Linked DNA regions of Mus musculus: region 1 is linked to region 2. The links are chromatin loops, found by intact Hi-C in ENCODE. Cell type or tissue: heart. All regions are shown on one strand. Links, peaks and the distances in the headings refer to the core of each region. The heading gives the core; the rest is flanking DNA. Region 1 overlaps Klf12 (Kruppel-like factor 12). Region 2 overlaps Klf12 (Kruppel-like factor 12).

Region 1 (11,431 bases), core at 5,610-8,109, 60 kb before region 2:
CAGCCAGGGCTACACAGAGAAACCCTGTCTCGAGGAGAAAGGGGGGGGGGGGCAGAGATTTAAAAATAGATGGCTATTTAGAGAACTCAAACTTAATGCTAAATATATATTTTATATACATTATATATGATATGTCTTCTATGTATATATTATGTTTAAGAGTTCTAGTATGTGAAAGGCATTATTTAATTTGGTTCAAAAGGAAAAGACGTGCCTTCTGCATGTTTCCCCCATTTTTCTGTCCTATACATTGTTATCTTTACTCTTCTTAGTAAAATTAAAATGTCCTTTGTTTCATCGCTTCACATTTTAAAGGGATGGCTTAATTTTTTTTTCACTAAGTCAAAGCACATGTGTACCAACTTGTATGCTATTAGCAAGTTTCACACCCCCGAGCAAAGAAATCGTCATCATAGAGAGAATAAAATAAAAATAAATAGTCGTGTCTTTGGGGAGATAGGCTGTAAGTTTGATAAGCTCAGGAAACAAAACAAAACAAAACAAAACAAAACAAAACAAAACAAAACAAAACAAAACAAAAATCAAAAAGACTTTCCATTATTGAATGCATTCAGTGACTCCCTTTCTGTGGAGGTACCAACCAACTTGAAAAGCCTCCTCAACCGTATTTCTCTTTCCATAACTCCTTCTCTGGGTTTCTCCCGGCCTTATCTGAGTATTGTCAGAATCCATGCCTACCCTCCTTCCTCGGGTCTAGTACTACTTATTCCAGTGAACCATCTGGAGTCTCTGGGTTCCTGAGTATATATTGTTTCTGCACTGTCCTTGAGTTTCCTTAATCTCACAGTGCTTACTCTTCAGAAATAGTATTTGAATTACATTTTAGACAATTGACACAGCGTGGATGTTAATGGTTTCTGGAGTTGAACTCCTGTGAGCGAGAAGCATTCTTGAGGTTCTCAAAGGGTCATAATGAAAACACTGTGCTGTATGGTCATTATAGTCAGTCCTTTCTTATGCTTTTGTAATATATTGTAAAATATTTTACCTGTGAACATATGATAAAGAGGACTTTGATTGGACCTGGATAATTAATTAGAATCAGCAATGTGTCTTATATAATATATTAAATAGTTATGCTAGTCGTATTTCCCAGTATAAGAAATTATGTGTGCCTCCCCGCCACCCCTTGACCCTGCACTGCGGCTAACCTCATCAACACTGTGCAACCGTAAAATCTGGAAACTGTGGAGTATGGATAATCCCACTATAAACTGTAATAAAAATTACCCTTCCAGACTCAATATTCTCTCCATTAAGTTCATAGACACTGTCTCTTTGTACATAAAGTTTTATGAAATAAATCGACCGCTACGCCTGTCGTTACCAGATAGCAAGCTGTTTTGATTTAAAGACTGATGAAGGTACAATCCGTTTTTCCATGTTTGCAGTGCATGCTGAAAACATAAATTTACTTTAACAAACCTTAAGTCGAAGGGAAAATGGTCCTCTTACTTGCACCCTGCATTTAAGTATCTCTTTGTGAGAAAGAATCAATGATGTATTTACCGTGGCTGGCTCATTTGTTGCAGCCATAAAAGGAAGATTTGGTTTCCCGTTTCAGCTCCCTGGCCTTAAAGGTGTATTAAGCAAAAGAAAGCTCAAATCTTAGACCGCTTTGTGGGAATTGTCTTGAACCTTTCTGTGTTTAGAAGGCATTGTCAGTTCCTTGATTGCATTTTTTTTTGTCTCCTCTGTGCTAATCTAAAGGCTCCTCTAATCATCTCTGCTGTGGTCTCTGCCAGAAGTAAATGCTAGAAATCAATCGTCTATAAACACAGGGACCTTTCAGACAGAGGAAACCGTCTAGGGCCCTCACTCATAAATCCTCAAAGGACGTTACTCTGGAGGAAGTCATAATGTTCTAATGAAGGGAGACGAGGGGACAGTTGAGGTGAAAGTTGAAGAAACATACAATTCCGCTACCAGAGTAGGTAGGAGTATGTCAGAGCAGGAAAAGCATGGCCGGCAGATGCAGAACGGAGGACGTGTGCCCAGCATAGTGTGATGCTGTTGTGGTGTCTGATCTGATGTGTTTTCCCATGAGATGCTGCGTATGGTAGGTGCACAACATATGTGCTGTCTATACCCTCAGCAAAGACCTGAGCTCACCACTGCTCCGAAGGCTTTTAACTCCGCTTAGATTTATTTCGTATACTCTATGTGACTATAAGTTTTGGCTGTGCCTACACTGAACATAATAAATAAAAATGGTGAAGGAGAGGAAGTGAAAGGTGTATTTTACCACCCTTATTTTTATGACCTGTGCTCTCTGAAACATTTCCTCAATAGATTTTTTTTTTTTTTTTTGGTTTTCCCAATAGGCACAGAAATGATTGCACTTCACTTTCTGTAGGTTTCCTTACAATAAGTATGTATATATCTACAGATTTTTGAATTACCAGCCTGCTCAGGTTCTATTCTTTTTACTTTGTTTGAAGCCAGCGCACAGATTAGGGAAGTGACTTTTATCTGTAGGGACACTAGGGCAGATGACGGAGAGCAGAGAGGATGTCAACATTATCATCAAAGAAACTACTTGATTCACCAAACCAGGGAATTTCTGGATGGGATGAAATAGGGTCCCGCCGGCTATTGTCCTTGGAGATGTTACTTGATAAGAGTGTCTTAACAGCCTATGAAGTAATGGCCACTAGTAACAAGGGATTGATGAATTGTTGTCAGTCTCTTTTAAGAAGTTGGCAAAGAATGTAACAAATCTTATAAATTTATCTGTTAAAATTAAACAATAACTTTTGTTGAGTATATGTTTCTTTGTAAGTTACATATTTTATCTTTAAAACCTACAATAACTACCATATAGATGTTGCTGTCCATTTTTCAGAGGTAAGAAACTAGAGACACCTGTGGTTCCCCCTCTTAAAGATTCAGCTTAGAAGGGGTAACTTCTTGCATGAAATCACATTGTTTTGTTTGGTTTTGTTTTTATTAGACATTTTCTTCATTTACATTCCAAATGCTATCCCAAAAGTCTCCTATACCCTCCCCCCCCGCCCCCCGCCCTGCTCCGCAACCCACCCACTTCAGCTTCCTGACCCTGGCCTTCCCCTGTACTGGGGCATATGATCTTCGCAAGACCAAGGACCTCTCCTCCCATTGATGGCCAACTAGACCATCCTCTGCTACATATGCAACTAGAGACACAAGCTCTGGGGAGTGCTGGTTAGTTCATAGTGTTGTACCATTTTTCTCATTGCTTGACTGATTTAAGTTTCAAATATTTAATGAATCTGTCAATGTTAATATCCCAACTCTGTTTCCTGAAATGAGGTGCTGTTTAACTGAGTATGAAATCTTGCAGTTAAAAAATCATTTTCGATTTTGGTAAGGGTTTAAGATTTATAATGTATGAAGTAGGTATCTGTAGCAGCAACTGTGCATATACACATATGAGCCATGTGATGCAATCCCACATAGCTAAGAGCCGACATAAGAGTGTGGTATACTGTTCTTCAGTTTCGCCAGCATCGCGCACATGAGAATAATAGCCCCAAGCTGTAGGTTAACATTTCTAGGTGTAGGGAAATTTTGTCAAAGTGTGGTTCACTGAGTTTCAGAGACCGACATCTGTGTCAGTTTTAGACATATCTGGTCCCTGCCTGAAGCTCTTTTCAGGAGGAAACTAGATACAAAGTCCTACATATAACACAGACACGCCTCTTCCTGATAGTGGTTATTTTCCAAAAAGACCACAGGGTGAAAAAACAAAACAAAAAAATAATAAAAAAAACCCACCAGACACAGTCAACATTTAATGTTACTGTTACAATAATATTTATTTTTCTTAGATTAATGAGTTCAATAAAGTCTTGCGCGCCGGCCAATAGCTAATCATCATTAGAGCATTAGACTTTCAAAATCACCCGAGCTTATGTAGCAGATGTTTGGAAATGCTTTCTTCAGATTGGAAAATACATCTGCACACACGTGTGCTCGGAGAGGAAGACCAGCTAGCCTCATAAGAGGAACAGACATCTCGCAGCTCTGATTTCATTGTCCTTTCTAGATGTTTGCCATTCTCTCTCTCTTTTTTTTTAATTAGTTAAATTTATCAAAGTGTGAACAAGGACTTTGCCTGCTCTCCAGAGCATGGGCATCACACTGTGTAGTAGCAGGTTTTGCTGTATTCCTCAAGTCCTACTTTTCATGGAACATAATCCACTTATCATCTAGCAAATGAGTGCTAGTTGCTGCCGCACTCTCCGGTGGCATTATTGTGCCCATTGGTATAATCTGCAATCATCAAGGTAGTATAACCTCCAATTGTGTGTTTTATTATCTCATTATCCACCTCAAAACTAGTACAACTATTAACAGGCCTCTCTTTTTTCTTCCTTGGCCAACTGTGATCATTTTTAATGCTAATCACCATCATAAGCCTTTGGTATTTAAAAGCAAACAACCATTTCAATAATAACTTAAAACGAGTTTTAGCTGTACGATGTGGCCGGAGCGGATATAAATGGAAGGTTGTCACTTTTTCCATTTGTAAATCGAAGCGAGCCACAGGATTTACTACTTTTCCACGATGTGGTCTGCATTGTAAGCACCGGGAACGCAGTGATGCTTAGCAGAAGCAAGAGCATACTGTTATATATATAGTCACAGTATTAGATAAGACCTTATTCCAAAAAAGTTACAAGGAAAATATGCCTCATTATCACTGTTCAGTTGGTATCTGAACTGTTAGTTGCAAGTGTCCAACCGGTCAGTTTACTTAGACAGGCTTTTCATGTTTGGAAATTCCATAGTGCAATGTCCACCCAGTACCAGGACATGCCGGGATATACTTATAGTGGGACTTTGTATTGTCGTTTCTTTAAGCTTTTATATATTAATGTAAATACACTCACATGCATAAAACCATATATTTGACATGTATATATGATCATACAAAAGGTATTATAAAGAAACTGTCACAATTCATAAACTAGAAAATTAGTCGACTTATTATAAACTTCTTACATTTTCGGCCTTGTATTGTACCCTTCAATGAGAAAAGGAGAGTTTGGTGGTGACTCACACCTGTAATCCCAGGGCTGATTGCAGAGGCAAAGGGATCAGGAGTTCAAGGCTACCCTAAACTATACCAGTAGCTCAAGGTCCATCTGTGCCAAAAACTAAATGATCTTTATGTGTCTTACTGAAAGAAATAGGATTACTATGGTACCGGCTTGTGTTTTTGGTTCCTGTTGAATTCATTTCTCAAAAATAAATAAAATTTGAGCTGCCAGGATAAGAAACAGAGACTCGGAAGCCTTTAGCTTCCTTTTCTTCCTCTGAGATCAGCTCTTGCTGTGGGATCAATCCTAGCTGTCCTGGTTGGCACTCTCTCTGTAGCCCAGGCTGGTCTCAAGCTTGTCCCAGTCCTCTTGCTTAGCCTTCTGAGTGCTGAGATTTCAGGCATACACCACGATCCATGGCTTCATTTCAGTTCTTTTTTTTCCCCCTTAACTTTTGCCTCACATTTCCACATTCCTCTCCATACACTTCAATTAGTACTTTCACTAATGCACATTCCTTTTTAAAATACATATATAGGTTACAATAGTACCCACAGCAAGCCCACAATGAAATGAGAAAGTACACAAAGACCCTGACACAAGTCTGTAAGAAGCCAAGCATACACACAGATGTGGTATCCCAAGGACAGAAGCCTCAAAGTCAGGAGGTGGATGGGAGTGATTGTGACGTCAGGAGAAATCTGCTTCTGAGAAAAGCATTAGTTACAGAATCCACATCTACCAGAGCAATGGTAAGGGTGCAAACCACTGGGCTTTGAAAGAGCATAGCACATCCTTAGTGGGAAAGTTCAGTGTACAAAAGGATGAATAGGTCGATATGATCGAATGAAACACATGTAGACGTGGAAATGAAGCATGAAGATATTCACAGATGCCGTTTTCATTAGCCTTTGCTTGTCTATCACTTAGACTTGTCTCACTATGTTTTCTTGCTTGATAGTTTGTTTCCTTTGGTGTGATTTATTCATTTCAGTGTGAGTTTGTTGTGGTACTGTTTGTACACTATGTATGTGAGTTGGGACAGGGATATATTATAATGAAACTACAGATTGAAAGAAGCTAGGCGGTATACATTTACAGCAAGCTTCAGGAGAACACAGAAAGTTGCAGAAGGTAGAGGTTAGCGAGATAGCTTTGATGTCTGTCTGTGAAGGGATGGATGCAGTGAGATGTGGAGGCAGAAGCATCAGAGAACCATTTGTGGAAACTGGATGAGCATGTCTGAAGGCCTGGTCAGCAGTCCCTTCAATAAAACTAATGGATTTTAAGGGTACAAGAAAAGGTGGATCTAGAATATTTCTGAAGTTGTTGTTTGGGAAATGGCAACATGTTTTAAATGTTGAGTAGAAAAATACTTAGATTGAAAGATCACGTTGAGAACTTGAGCTAGGAAGTAGCATCCCAGAGAAAGGGAGACAAAGTGCAAAAGAAAACAGACAGGACTGGAAGTATTCTAAGAGCTATCAATATCCACTCTCAGACAAGAACATATCACATTGCCGAACTCAACAGAGATATCTCAAAATCTGTGAAAGTTAAGGGAGATACTGAGTCTCCGAGTGTCAACAGGCTACCATAATTCCAAAGGTTGACAATGAATCAGAGAAGGTTCAATCAGGAGGCATGAAGAACACCTCATGAGATGCTTTGCAAAAGAGTTTAAGAACAGCAGAGACTTTCAGCAAAAACACATGCGGTTTTTTTTCTCTTAAAGTTCAATAAATATTAAATTATTTTTTTCAGAAAAATGTAGCCTATACTTATAACTCATACAAATTTGATGAAGCTCGTAATAAAGAATATACTTTCTTTCCTTCCTGTGGTCTCAGACTTGAGATGATTTTTCCCACCGCTTCCCAAGATGTCAAGCAGACTAAATCTTCTGATTGGAATGGCTTTAGAGATTAGACTAGTGTTTTATGCAGCGACCTTAATCTAATATGTGTCTACAGCATGTGCCCACATCACTGGGATTATAAGTTGGCTCAGCCACACTGGAGAACAATTCGGGAATGTACGTGAATTGAACCAAATCCAAATTTTCAGATATATATTGTGAAGCAGCTAGTGACAACATTGCTAGCAGTGAGTATTTTGAAAATTTAATTTTCATTATGAGAATAAATGATAACGGTCCATTCAAAGAATTGTCCATTTTTTTAATTTTTCATTGGATATTTTCTTTATTTACATTTCAAATGTTATCCCCTTTCCTAGTTTCCCCCTTTCCCAGAAACCCTCTATCCCATCCTCCCTCCCCCCGTGCCTCTATGAGGGTGTTCCTCCACCTACCCACCCACTCCCACCTCCCTGCCCTGGATTCCCCTATACTGGGGCATCTATCGAGTCTTCCTAGGACCAAGAACCTCTCCTCCCATTGGTTGCAATAGAGTGCAGCCTGTTAGACTGCAATAGAGTAAACCAACAAAATGAACAACGCAAATAGATATCACATGCCATGTTGAGGTAAATAAAGCAAATTAGAATATGATATTGTCATATTATACTTTGTTAAAAGAAATGGCGTACGTACCCTTCATTTTGTTCACATGAAAGATATGCAACAGAGTTAGGCACTAGCACCCACGTCGAATGTTTCTCAGAGTATTATTTTCTTTGTATCAAGGTTAGATAAATGGATGTGAGAATAATGGAAAAGAAATGCTGTTTATGATTTGGATTCACTACTTAACTGAATAAAGAGGCATCAAAATAATACAAAATCAATACTGCCGGGGGCCTTGGATGTGATGGGCTTAACACACAGGGCACAGAGGAAGCATATCTACACTCCTGACAGCAGGCAGAGCCACTTGGATTATAATGAGACATCTAAGCTCTCAGATCCTTCCTGTTTGGCCTGAGGAACAGCCAGTGTTTAGTGCTGAGGTAACTTGGCAGCACTTTTTTGAAAAGCATAACTAGGTGATGTTAAGAATATAGAACCATATGTACCCCAAAGGTCAGCCACGTGTGAAAATTCTGTTTTCTTCATTACTGCAGAAAAGAAACAAACAAACAGACCACCAAGATCCAAGTCCTGTGCTTGTTTCCTTCCACATACAGCAGCACTCAGTGTACCAGGCACTTGCCTGGAAGAGCCTGAGACCACATTTTCTGTTGTTACCCCCTGCCTTCTTCAAAATGAAAATCTTCTGGCAAATCCAAGATAAGCTTTACCCAGAAGCTAATGCAAATATAGAATGTATATAGGAGAATGGAAAAGCCTGGTGCGTGCCCCCTCTGCCCTGTGCTGCTCCAGCCTAGCAGATGACCTAATAGAGCAGTGTTCTCACAGTGCTTGATGACTGACCTAGCCAGTCCTGCCATGAACACAGTGCAAACGGGCACTCACACAAATGTCTTTATAAGTCAGGACTGCTGGACCTTATATATGAGAAGGTAGGAAGCATTCCAATGTTTCAAGTGCTTGTGCTCATTGTTTCCTAGATAGATCTTGTGTGGGGCTGATGGATGCATGGGATTTCGGGGATGTTCAAGAAGAAAAGGGGGGGCAAGACTCCAGGAAAAGCTATAGGTGAAAGTGAAAACAATGAGTAGGTGATACAATGGCAGACAAGAGACCATTGGAGTGAGTGCTGGTGTGGAACCTGGAGCAGGAGATTGCTCAGTTGGAATTAAGAAACATGACAGAAGGGTAGGACTTGAGATGATTTTTGATTGTCCTCATGAGTGAGTGGTCCAGCAAGATGTTGAAACACGAGCTGCCGTTCAGAAGTGAGGTTACAACTGGAGAACATGGATTCGGTCATCATCGTGAAATTGTGTGGCACTGCAGGGAAACTCTCAGCAGAGAGATGGAAGGCACAGGGAACAAAGCCTAAAGGCCAGACCAGCGCTCAACAAGCGTTATGTAAAATAAAATGGCTCAGGAAACTGTAGGACAGATAGTCCTAGGAACCGAGAATGACAGTGCTTAGTAAGTAGGTATGACGAGGTCAGCAACACTGCCTCAGAAGAACCTTCTTTAAAAAATGGAAAACCACATGGCTTTTGTGGCAGTTTCTCCTTAGATCATGGCACTGAAATGACCAAATGAAAAAAATAAAAAAACGAGAATAGATGAGTAAAATTTTTATTCACAGTACAAGTGGTGGCTCCCCCAAGCCTTAATTGTTCCATCCCTTGAGCCATAGGAGGGAGAGGGATGTAAGAAGAAACTGGGTCTGAAAATGCAGGGAGCAAGGCTATAGTGCTGAGTGTCCCGCACAGGACCCACAGGGCTGTCACGGGGAAGAGGACCTTGCATGGGGAACTCTACAGACATTATGAGATTATTTTTAAGACAATCTTAATGGAAGGTATTATGTTGTCAAGTATAGAGATAGAAATCAGGGGAGGGAATGGATACAATTGGATATTATATCTAGATAGTAGCCACATCTGAGGATGTAAAAAAACTGATGCAACTTTTAAGTCTTCTTGAGGGGTTCCATGCTCACACACAGCCCCTTCTCTGTAGAGGCAGAAACTGAGTAGAAATGCCGAAAGTAAAACAAGTGAGAGGCAGGGATGCATAGGATGCTGGTAAGGAGACCAGGATTCTGATCTTGGAGCTTGCCATTACTGTGATCCACACTTTATTTATTTTGGGGTCTTTCTCTTTTCATGACCTGATGCACAAGAATAGTCAGTCACCTATTTGGAAAACAAGCAGAGGAATTCAGTTGTCCAAAAGCAGCATGAAGGTCACACTTCATGGCACATACAGATGTTCTGAGTTTAACTGGGTACACAGTGAAGCCAACATGAACAAGTGATCCAAAGATGGACTGGTCAGTGTAGTCTTTGAAGAGCATTAATATTGGCACTGCCAAGTATGGGTCTCCATCTTGACCCCCAGGCACACCAAGCTGGGATCTTAGCACAGACCAGGATTCAGTGCATGAATTCTACTGGACAGCCTCCAGTGACTTTCTTTCCTACCCAGAACGATGTTCTGCCCCCACAAACACTTCCTTCTCCGTAAACTTCTTTTTTTCCTCCCCATTTTAGCTCCAGCTGCTTCTTGCTACTGATGGGAACCCCCGGTGTCTAGATCACACAGCCAGTGCAGAGCCTCTGCATCTGTTGTTTGCTGTCATTGTTATGACCCTTGCCCCAAATAGAAACAAACCAGCTCATGTACAAGCATCTTCCTAGTCCTCCAGGTTCCACTTCTACACAATCATTCCCAGGATAGCTTTCCTCACCTCCATTGCTTCTTTTCTCATTTTTTTAAAATTAAGTATTTATTTCATTTACATTTCCAATGCGATCCCAAAAGTTCCCCACACGCTCCCCACTCACTCCCCCACCCACCCACTCCCACTTTTTGGCCCTGGCTTTCCCCTGTACTGAGGCATATAAAGTTTGAACGACCAATGGGCCTCTCTTTCAACTGATGGCCGACTAGGCAATCTTCTGATACATATGCAGCTGGAGACATGAGCTCCGGGGTTGCAGACCCCTTTAGCTCCTTGGTTACTTTCTCTAGCTCCTCCATTGGGGGCCCTGTAATCCATCCAATGGCTAACTGTGAGCATCCACTTCTGTATTTGCTAGGCCCCAGCATAGTCTCACAAGAGACAGCTATATATGGGCCCTTTCAGCAAAATCTTGCTAGTGTATGCAATGGAGTCAGCATTTGGAAGCTGATTATGGGATGGATCCCCAAATATGGCAGTCTCTACATGGTCCATCCTTTCATCTCAGCTCCAAACTTTGTCTCTGTAACTCCTTCCATGGGTGTTTTATTCCCAATTCTAAGAAGGAGCAAAGTGTCCACACTTTGGTCTTCGCTCTTCTTGAGTTTCATGTGTTTAGCAAATTGTATATTATATCTTGGGTATTCTAAGTTTCTGGGCTAATATCCCCTTATCAGTGAGTACATATTGTGTAAGTTCTTTTGTGATTGTGTTACCTCACTCAGGATGATGCCCTCCAGGTCCATCCATTTGCCTAGAAATTTCATAAATTCATTCTTTTTGATAGCTGAGTAGTACTCCATTGTGTAAATGTACCACATTTTCTGTATCCATTCCTCTGTTGAGGGGCATCTGGGTTCTTTCCAGCTTCTAGCTATTATAAATAAGGCTGCTATGAACATAGTGGAGCATGTGTCCTTCTTAATGGTTGGAACATCTTCTGGATATATGTCCAGGAAAGGTATTTCAGGATCCTCTGGTAGTACTATGTCCAATTTTCTGAGGAACTGCCAGACTGATTTCCAGAGTGGTTGTACAAGCTTGCAATTCCACCAACAATGGAGGAGTGTTCCTCTTTCTCCACATCCTCACCAACATCTGCTGTCACCTGAATTTTTGATCTTAGCCATTCTGACTGGTGTGAGGTGGAATCTCAGG
Region 2 (11,431 bases), core at 4,412-6,911:
CCACTGCTCAGCACAAGGCATTGTGTGGGCCTTTGTCTCTGTGCCCTGACTCTGTAGGACAGGCAGCCTGAAACCAGAAGATCTGTCAAAACCAAGAGCGCCTCCTACATCTGATACAGTCACTGCCACAGCATGCAGGGATCTACAGCACATCGGAGGCCTAAGGCACTGCCTGGGATGGGGAAATACTCAAGTAATAGTTTACATTGAAATATGAGTAAGTGGCATCCCATCCAAGTTGGCTACATAGAAGAGATAAGAGAGCCACACAATAGAAGAAATGTTGGTATTGTCCTCCTGCCCTTGCTCCTGTCTCCTTAGACATCCACCGGAGCATCTACATTCTAATGTCATCTTCACATCCTAGTTCTTTCTCACCATTGGACAAGACCACATTGTTCAACTCACAGCTTCCATTCACGGTCTTCTTGAGGTGACTCAGTGCTAAGGTTCTCTGAGCATGCTTCCACAGCCAGGTTCTTCCTGGGTTCTGGAGAGCCGAACTCAGGCCCCCGTGCTTTTATGACAGACAGGTCCTTGGTTGAGTTTTCTATCTCTCCAGCCCAGGCTATACTTTTTAACACACTTTAATGTAAAGTCTCTGAATGCCTGCTGCATCAGGATAAGTGTTACAGTAAATGTGGAAGGCAATGATCATAACATGAATTCCATATGCTGTTTAATTTCACTCCATGCCTCTAAAAATATTGATGCCTTCACATAGGAGAGGATGTCAAAAAAGGCTCTAAAAGAAAGATTAAAAAATATGTTAACATGTTGACAACATATATATGGATAATAGTATCAAAATGGAATCAACTGTTCTTTATACTAACTAGAGAAAGTGGTGTGTATGTGTGTAAAATTTCTTCTTTTGCTTAGACGGTTGACAGCATAAACCATGGACTCACACCAACACATGAAACACCTACTTATGATATGACTCATACACTTTGATATATGGCATTTGTAATGCTCGTAAATCACTTCACTTAATGCTTGCATCCTCTTTATTTGTCCAGGTGTAGCATGTATCTATTAACATACCATCTGGACTAGCCTGAATACTCATGAGAACTTGTTCCTGATGCTTTGAGTCTAAGAAAAAGCAAAGCCAATGATTATTTCTAAATTATCTTTCATATGTTTTGCATAAAAACATGCTGATACTTAATAATAACTGTGGGTTTATTTCTAAGTCCTTGACAAGTGAATTATTTTGCAGTAAAGTGAATACTTAAAAGGACTCTGGGGCCATTTGCGTAGTTTGTAGGTAAAGGTGTTGGCTTATACATAATAGAGGAATCAGACAATGCAATAGCAAGTATTTATGTGTGCTAATTTCTGAGTTATTAAATACCTAATGATGCTAGAAGAGTGATGTCCTATAGAAACTTTCCTTGGTCTGTGAAGTAGTTTATTCTGACTCTTTCAGTAGGATGCAATGTCCTGACACAGAGCCTGAGAGCCAGAGAGACAGTGGGTTTGTTGTTGTTATTGCTGTTGGATTGTCTATTTGGTTTTCTGATAACCTTGGTGTGTGAAGTTTATCCTGCTTTTGTCAATAGAAAGCCATCTCTCTTACATGGGACAGCCTTGTGTGTCATAGTGCTATTTCTTGAGATGCCTCCTTTGTTCCTGTCCCCACAGAGACAGCATAGGACTGAGAAACCCTGGTCTGATTGAGGCCTGAAAGGGACAAAGTAAGGGTTGGAAGTAGGTAATCTCTTTTCTTATCCATCACCAGGAATTGTGGACTGGAAGGCACTCATACCATAAAAGATAAGTTAGAAAAAAGCATGGCACACTGATTCCATCTAAGACTTGTATGCTAGGGGAGACATTGGAAAGATCAGCTGAGAGACTCTCAGGTAATTGCTTACTTTTATGCTTAGGTTTCATGCCACATGGACAGCTAGCTCTTTGGAAATGTGATCAGGTGACATGATGTGATCAAAGGGTGACAAATTGGCAGAAGGAAACCCAGTAAGAAATGGCTGTTCTGATTATTATGTAGGTGGTAAGATGGCGAGGGGAGCCATGTTCGAAATGTTTTCAGTTAATAACAGAATAAGCATCAACATGGGGAGAGAAAAAGGACATAAAGTGAACCCTAAACACACTTGTGGCTGAAAGGCCAAGCCAAAGAGAAGCAGAAAAGCTTAGAAGATGGTCCACACTTTTTGAGACAAGAGAGCTGCCGAGAGAAGAGTGACAAATTACGATAGTGTGGGATGTGAAGGTTGAAAATTAACACCAGATTGGAAAACAGGGGTGGTATGGATGTCTATGGGCAGGAGACTTAGTAAAGGAGACTTTAGTTGCATGGTGCTATGTGCTTCAGTGGAGCTGGGTGGTACCTTAGTGGTAGGGTACTTGAAGAGCATGTCTGTTAGATCCTGCGTTCAAACCCAGTACGGATAAAAGCATTTAAATTGTTTGTTTGTTTGTTTGTTTGTTCTAAGCACAAGTAGCAGTCATATACTCTAAAGTAACTTTAACAGTATAATTCATACATAAATCAGTGGTGTGGACAGTAAGAATCGCAATTAGATGTTATTCGCTGTGCATTGAGCATCACTATCAGATGTCATGGTATGCACTGAGCATGGTTGTATGTGATAGACATTGATGTCACTGGCAGCACTGTAGTTTTGCTTACAGCAATATCATAGGGACATGGGACACTAGGTGACTAGACAATGGGATTGTTTCAGTCCTCTTACAAACGCTCGAGGCTGTGGTCCTCTGTGTGTTTCCCATAACTGTAACAATGTCCCTTGGACAGATGCGGATACTGAGATCTGGGTAGATATTGTGACTTGCCTTAGAATGCACTGTTGCTAGCTGGCAACGCTTTGGGTTAATCCCAGGAAAGGCGGCTAGACAGTCTGCACCCCACATTTCTTTGTGTCAGTTCTCCTTGATGTCATAAGTGGCCGCACAGTATGTGGGTGAGATAGTGTCCCCACCCCCAGAAACTCATCAGTGCTTCATAGCTTGTGTCTAGGACCGAGACTCCACATGCCACCTCTTACTGCCAGTCATTCGTGTCGCCTCCTGGAGGCACTGAAGAGCAGAGCCGTCAGTCTCCTAACTCTTAACAGTCATTATGACACAGAATCTGAGAAGCAGGTTCAGTCCTCGCACCCATAGAAGGGAGAATTATTTTTACATTAAGATATCAAAGAGGTTCAAACATAGCAAGAAAGTGAAAAAGAAGAAAAGCTCAGAATCAAGTGAAATCGTAACATGCCTGGAGCCCCAGATGAGTCAGTGTGTATAAATAGAACAACTGGTGTACAGGGCCCTGGTGGTGCGCCGGGCCTCTTCTGTGTGATGTAAATCACCCCGCGTGAGCAGTAATATCCCACATAGCAATCAGTATCTGTAGAGTGCATTGTCAGATCCGCTGTGTTACACAACACCAAGATCATTCCCTCGCTTCTGCCTGGAGTGTCCCTTTTCTTTTCATATCCAGCAGTTAGCACTAAGGCCTGAAACCCTTAGTTACAGAACAAAGTGGCTCAGGAGTAATGGAGCCTGTGTGAGGCTCCAAGAAGAATAATGAACGTGCCCAGCAAGCTTCCTGCCTAGATGCAGGTGCAGAAATCAGGGGATCATGAATAATGCATGACATGCAGATTAGACGGTAGTTTGTGCTACTGGGTTTTTGACTCTGCTACCTGCCTGGCTGCTGTATGTGGGGAAAAGGCAGATAGCAGAGGGGCTGCCATTTAAAATGGAGCTCACCCAAACTCTGGCATGTGCATGTCCTTTTGAAGGAGTAAAATTTTAAGTGATAGCTGACATGTAAGAGTTGTGATCTGAATTTTTGGATGAAGTAGACTCAGAGGAAGAAGATACTTGCCCGTTCCTCGTTTGAGTTTAAGAAATGTTAGAATTATTTGGTCATACAGATAATCAGAATCAGTTTTCTGCTTTTGTTTCTCGCCCCCCCCCCCCAAACCATGATGGAAATTGTGTATTTATAGAATTTGGTCTAGGATCACCGAATTTTTTTCTCAAAGATACCAATGTCTAGAAGGCTTTATACTTACGGAGTAGTGAACCCAAGCCTCCCTCCCTCATGTTCCCATGAGATGTGAAGTGGGCAGCCATGATGCCAGATACTGTGATCATTCAACTTCAGCTGGAGGTGACCATGAGGACGACAGGGTTTCTCTGTACTTTTGGGCTTCAGGATTGCAGTAAAGGGGATAAAGGCTTGAAGGACTTGGTGAGTAGTGGAGAGCTGAATCCTTGAAGCAAATGACCTCTGAAAATACACTTAACTCTTGGGACCAAGACGTCAGCGAGGCTCTAGAGAGGAAATTCACTGTGAGTATGCTATTTCAAGAAAGCAGGGCAGAATGGCTTTTGCTACCTTCTAGGTAACTCTTGTCTCCCTCGGATGTATCTCCATACATGAGAAAGATAAGTATGTGTATCTTGAGGGGCTGGAGTATAAACCGGCTTTCATTCTCGCTGACTCTGTCATTTCCGCCAGGGCCCCAGTTTGGACAGCTGCCAAGACCAACAGGTGATCCTTGTGGCTGCAGATCAGCAGGAAGTGGGGCTGTGCTTGAATAAGGCAGTTCAGCGAGGGGCTGTCTGGCCTCCCTCCATCTTTCTGCATAATTATCACCCCCTTCCCCCATGCAGAGCAGAAAATCTGTGCTGAGCAGCTCAGCTGCAGCCACCATCAAGAAGCCTAGGAGAAGAAGCGTGTTAATAATGCTCGAGGAATCAAGTAGGAAGTACAGGCCAGCTCGAGGCTTGGGAAAGATGCAGAAAAGGCTGGCCTGGCATGCCCTGTCTGTTTTGATGTGATTTTCACTGAACAGCAACAAGGGGCCGGGGTTCAAAGGGACCCCAGACTTTGGTTTTAAGGGAGTCTTAAGGCCAATTAAGGTAATTTTGTTTCTTTCCTTCATCCTTCCCTGACTTCCTCCCCTTCTGTTTTCCTCCCTCCCTGTAAATAAAAGTAATGTGTGGGTGTGGAGACTGGTGAAGAGGACTCAAGCTGAAAGCATGACTAGATCTCATGAACCCTAGGTAAGCATCCTAAGCCAGCAAGAGAGAAGGCAGCCACAAGGCAGCTGAAGTAGGCCATAGGGTTTCCCAGCTGGTAACTGGGAAGAGAAGGATAGGGCCGCTGGCTCCAAGTTAGAGAATACCAGTAGTTCCTGGATGCTTTGAACTCAAACCCTGCATGACTCAACCCCGGAAGATTAGGAAGCTATATATTGACGTCTATTACATGGCTAGCACTTTGAATTCACTTTGCCTTCCGGATCTCAAACACAAACATAGATTCCAGAAAGCCTGTCTCCTGGAAATAACTGTCTCTCCTCCCATCCCATCCTGTCCACACAAACCCTGTTTCTGGATGTGTGGGTGAAGTCCTGCTGTTTTTGTAACTTTTACATTTAGAAATTGACCCAAAGAATGGCCACTTCATTGTCTCTTTGTGCAGTTTCCATGGGAACGGACATAAGAGGGCTCACTGAGGACAGGTACCACGCCCTCTGAATATTATATGCACTCTTACCCCCCAGGCAATAATTACATCTTCAGTAGCTGTTTCTTCTGCTAAAGAGTACATCTGTTCAATGAAATTCTTGGTTCTGCAGTTAATGTGTGGCACCTTGGTACCTCGGGAGAGATAAAGAACAAAGCAGGCCCTGGAATTTAATTAATTGCACCTGTTTATTAAGAGTTGGTCAAGTTCACAGGGAGAACAAAGGAAGCAATCCTAAGAAAGTTCACTGATTAAGCAGACTGTGTGCAGCGAGGAATGTGTTTTCTCAATGACTGACTTACTCTGGTCTGTTGACAGGGTACATCCATCCCCGGTATCCAGGGTCCGAGGAAATCGAATGAATAACCAGAAGTTTGCTTGGTGAGTATGCAAGTTAATTTATAAATATTTGTAACTCTTTTATTGCTGTGGGGGTTTCGTTTTGTGTACTGAGGCAGTGTTATGAATCCCAGAGGTGCCTGGAATAAACCAACAAACAAATGCTGATGGAATTACTCTGCAGTTAAACCGCTTCATCACCATCGTCTGGGAAACGTTTTTGCCATAACATATGTAATCTAACTTCCCAGGATCCGACATTTCTCCTTTGAAAACAGTGGCTCCTTTTTAAAAAGATGGCTTAGTTAACCCAGGATTTGAGTGGGTTGTCACCTTTAACTTCTCATGACAATTTGTAGGTAATTAATCGTTTGTTAATTTTGGTAATTACTCTTCAGATGACCTCTATCCTCCTTTGGCCTTGAACTTGAATGTCTATTGACATTTTTTTTTTTTTTGCAGAAAGGGTAATGCAAAGATGTTTAATTGACAACTTCTTGAATAAGAGTCTAAGTGGATCTTCCCAGGCATGGCAGGAAGTTGTTTCAACTACAGGACATTTGATAAATGGTTCTTTGAGGAGCCAACAAAAGGACTTCAAAAATGTTTTATGTGAAACCAAGGAAATAGATTAATATTGGCTCAAAAAAATCTGTTTCTTTATATTACTGCACAAAATTAGACTTTCAATTTATAATGTATCATGGGAAAGAAGATAAAAGAAAGAAAAATGAAAGAATTGAGCCATGTACTATGTTACTACAAAAACTGGGCAGAAGTTCATAGATCTCTCTTATTTTTTTGATTATGCTTAGAACAGGATTTTGATTAGAAACTATGAATTTTTTTTTGTTTAATGTGGGAAGATGAATACCAAAGATTCCCCTTCCATATTAATTATATTCCTAAACCAGGACTTTTTTTTTAAGAAATAAAAATGGCACTTTAAATATTACCTGATCAGTTTGCCTCCACTGCCCCATTAAATGCAATTAGCCCTCACAATAGCCTGGTTCTCTTGTGAAATATTACACTTTGCTGTTTCCCAGAGGGAAACGGAACGTGGGGAATGGAGCTTTTTGTTTGCGTGCCCAAAGGCTGGGCATCCCTGATGGTCACTCTAGGTCATTAAAGCACACTGTCCCCTGTCAGACCTGGAAAGATGAGAGACTGACAAAGCCAGGAGATACCAAGAGAAGGCAAGGGAGAGGCCAGGTGCAGTTTGGACTCTAGAGACTCTGCATTCCATCAAGGTTGAAGGTACATTCTACCAAAGAAACTTTACTCTGTGAAGAGAGAACCTGAGATACTCAGGTGAGCAACGTGAGCTGAGGATCCCAGGAACACAGTCAGCCCGGAGATCCAGTTTCCGCCCCCTTGCTCTGAAGAGCTCAATGGGAGACACTGAGTAGATAATGTATTTTCTTTCTCTGCCTCTTTCTTTCTACACAAGAGGTAAAGATCATTTCTTCCTACAAAATTGTACCATGTCACCTGCTAAGTTTAAATGGTACCTCTAAATAAGTGGTCCATGGAAATAACCCAAAGGGATTTTACCACCAGCCCTGAGAAAGCTCAGTTCATGATTACATAACAACATTTATTTATCTCCTAGGCACTGTTATAAGCACCGGGTTAGAAAGATAAATAAGGCATGGTTTCTACCTTCAGATGGCTTGTAGGGGAGGGATGTGTGTTTTTGTGTGACACACAGACCTTATGAATGCTCTGAAGGCCTGATACTCCCAGGGTGCTCACGCTGGTACTGTCTGCATGCTCACATACATGTATGTTAAGCTTAGATTCTCTCATGCAGTAAAGATGATACTCTGTGGACATGCATTTGTAGTGCAGTATTCAGAGGGATCAATTATCACATTTATTTAAGGCCAATCAGAGAGTGGAAGTACTGAGGGGAAAATACGTAGGAAGAAAGAGACTCAGAAGCCTATTCCAAAAACTGAGACTACAGCATAGTGCTAGAGTTCTTTCCTGGCACACTCAAAAGTACTGGATTTGATTCTCAGTGCTAGAAAAAGAAAAGAAAAAGAAAATCCAGCCCAGAAAAGAAAACTACTAATATATTGTCAGTAGGGAAAACAGAGATGAGCCATTGTGTCCTTTAGAGATGAGCACTGGGGTAAAGATGTATTGTTAGTAGGGAAAACAGAGAGATGAGCTATTATTGTGTCCTGTCCTTTAGCGATGAAATCAGAGATGGAAGAAGATGGAGACATTTCTCAATTGATTCTAACAGGAGCACAGATAGATTTAATAAATAAACTTGTTTGGTCAGGCACTAGCTAAAATGTCTATGATCTATACTACCTTGAATCTTCCTTAGGTAAATACTGTGACTCTGGTGTGTGGATGAATTACCTGGCAAAGACAAAGTCCATGAATCATCCAGCAGCTACTCCTAGCGAAGTGATAAATGGTTGATACTTGGTTGTGAAATATTGACTGTGAAAAATTCAGAAAGTTTAACTACTCATCTAGCAGTAGTGAGTACAGGCGAGAGGCATTTGTTTGTCTCAGAGGAGAAGTTGGGGATAATTTGTAGAATTAGACGTCAACTTCATCACTAGATTGGCTTTGCTGGCGTTCGAACTCCAAGGCGTATGCGTGAGAGCATAGAACAGTGTACTCGTGCATTGGGTTGGCCAATGCTCCAATCAGTTAAAGCTGTTCATCAAATGGTCAAATTAAAAAAAAAATCCATAAATAACAGAAAAGCTTGAACTTCCACTGTGGCATTAGATAGATGTAGCTCCACTCAATAGGTTCTGGAAGGCAATTGCTGTGCCCGACAGTTCCTAGACTATTGCTTATTACTGAGGAAAGCGAGTTTAAAAATTTGTAAGTAGCACTTTCCTCTGCATAATGCTGACACAGGGAAGCATCCAGTAGCCACTTTCATGGTGACAGCGCTCTGGAGGAAGAAATATGTGGGCATGTATGTCCTTTCAAAGCAAACAACATCTGACAAAACAAACAAACAAAAGAAATATATTAACATTGTGTTCACGTTCAAGGATGGAACCAGAGCACCAGAGCTTATGGAGTCTAGTGACAGATATTAAGATGCAGCCAGGTTTGAGCTACACATTAACTTCTAGGGATTAAGGAACAATGGAAGAAAGACCTCTCTACAAGGGATAGCGTCACAGCAGTAAAGAAGGCTGGGTCATTATATGATCATTTAGTAAAGAGCCAACTGAAGAAAGTGGGCCATCCCAGATACAAGCCCCATGTCCTCACTGCCCTACAGTGGAGTAGTTGTTGATTTTGGCATTGTTGACCCTTTGGGCATGTGAATGCCTTTCTCCGAATCATGCATCAGACTTCTCTGTCTTTCACTATGGCTCCTATATGCAGGTGTCCATTAACTATTAGAGGGGAGAGGGGAAAATATTTTCCTTGCACTACCCCTTTGGCTCATAGGCTGTGACACTGTTGATTTGACTAACAAGAGCGAGGCTATTATAAGAAAATCGAAGACAGAATTATAAGTGCATTCACTTCTCATTAATGGGGGATTAAACCCAACGAGTGGCTCAGAGTGAGCCACAGTTGGAACCTAGGTTTATGCAGCAACCATAGCATCTTACCAGAGAGTTTGTTTTGTTGTGTTTCATTCTGAGAGATGATGAGACAAAGCGAGTAGACTTTAACTTTCTAGGGATGGCAGGTCATGGAATGGTAGATACATGGGGGACTCTGATGAGAGGGGAAGGCTGTTTAGGTGAGGTCCCCAGTGTCATCCCTAGATTGATAAAGTTGTCTTTCCTGGTAACAATGATGCTGTCCTTCTGGGAATAGAAGTTTTCCCATATCTGCTTCTCTTTAGGATTTACTTTGGGGGGAAGGGGGGATTGTGTAGATGCCCACAGAGAACAGAAGACTTTATTTGATCCTTGGAGCTGAAGTTAGAGGCTATTGTCATCCACTCAACATGGGTACTGGGACCCAAACTCTCATCCTCGGGAAGAGCAGTAAATGCTCTTAACATACTTACCTATCTCTCCAGCCAATAGCTGCTTCTTTTCGTTTACCTTATGCCATGTGGATTCTTATGCCAAACTGCTACATTTTAAAGCATCTTATTCCACTACCTGTCATTATATGAATCTTCTTTTAGACATTGTCTCTTCTTTCTTGGACATGGTAAGGCAAGGAAAACATGCTTGTCATCTTCAAGGCAAGCAGGAATACCTCACTGTCAAAATACTTAATGTGAAGTTAGATTTCCACTCATTGTAGACATGTTTGGTAGAAGCTGATCTCCTATCAAATCCACAGGAGTGGCCATTTGCAAGTCTGAGATCCACCATTACATTCTCAAAGCTGCAATACGAATTGGGGATTTGTGTGTTTGGGTGTATGTGTATTGTAGAATGGTATTGAGAGGGGAGCTATGGGGATTTTTGTCAAACAGACACCAAAGTTAGGTTATGGCCCCAGATATTTGTAAGATGTGCAAGTGCTTAATGCTGTGGTTATCTCTGTATATTTCCATCCTCAGCTTTTCATGAGTTCTTCTCCTTCTTTTTTCCCATCCAATCTTTCCTGTTCCTAAAGGTTTAAAGGACCTGGTAGCAGTCATTGTTTGGTAGTGGTAGTAGTTGAACAGAGTCTATAGAACATGTGCCAAGAGTCATTGCAGGCATTGGTACTTGGTGCCACATAATGGAGACTTTATGGTTATTTTTATGCTGACACAGAAAGTGAAGCATTTCTTCTCATTAATAGAAATTGTCCTCAGGAAAGCAGAAGTAATTTTCTCTATTGGATATTGCTATCACTATCTCAATTATGATTTCTCCCATACCAGTGTGCCAGAGATTGTATAGACATGGAAAATCCTTGCTTGAATCATCTCCAGCCAAATTATGCATCCTGGATTGAATCACAGTTGACCTTTAACTGTGTGTGTCACAAGTTTTGGTGGAGGGCAGGAAGTTCCTATTCATACTTGTTTTACTATAGGAGATGTGCTACGTTCAGCTTAAATATAATAATATAAGCTTAAATACCTATACAACTGCAAATGTTACCACTGGCTTCATGGAGTCTCCGAGAGGGATGAAATTCAAGTCCTTTTATGCCATAAAAACAAGATGAGTCTTTCTTGTCTACACCTTCTCCTGTAATAATGGAAGACACTGAGGCTATTGCTTTGAGAAACTGCTAAAAAAAAAAAAAAAAAAAACAACAACAACAACAAAACTGATATACAGATTCAGCCATTTAGGGAGAGAGAGACAATTTGGAAATTGCCAACTTCTGAGCTGTAAGCATCACTAATTCAGGACAACCCCATCACATTACACAAATAGAAATGAGAGACACCCAACACAGAGAAGGGATGTTTCAAACCTGGGCATAAATCCAAGTCCCTACTCACCTGTCTAATAGTCTTTCCACCATGTGGCAGCTGTCTACCAATTTGGAAACTGAGAAAATCCTTCAATGTTATGTAACATTCATTCCCTACATACTGCGCAGAAGGCTTTGCCTAGGAAATGCCCACTAGAGTAATGCCAAGCTAACAAGAAAAATAGAGAA

Evidence for each region. Peaks named below come from ENCODE experiments on the same cell type or tissue, not always from the same donor. Only the 100,000 strongest peaks of a DNase experiment are listed, where the experiment ranks them.
Region 1: it touches region 2 in a loop (2.1-fold over the local background); 3 of 42 quality-filtered maps call a loop at or near these places.

Annotation. Positions count from the first base shown.
Region 1 is chr14:99,998,153-100,009,583 of GRCm38, reverse strand. All of the region lies in intron 3 of Klf12 (Kruppel-like factor 12), which reads left to right. Among named protein-coding and RNA genes, the nearest start is that of Klf12, 150 kb to the left of the region's middle. In heart, for the core only: no CTCF peak of the experiment used is centred there; no DNase peak of the experiment used is centred there.
Region 2 is chr14:99,936,508-99,947,938 of GRCm38, reverse strand. It overlaps Klf12 (Kruppel-like factor 12), which reads left to right. Exons shown (of 7, transcript NM_010636.3): 5 at 5,843-5,905. Among named protein-coding and RNA genes, the nearest start is that of Gm22970, 170 kb to the right of the region's middle. In heart, for the core only: no CTCF peak of the experiment used is centred there; no DNase peak of the experiment used is centred there; H3K4me3 peaks cover 351 bases; H3K27ac peaks cover 933 bases.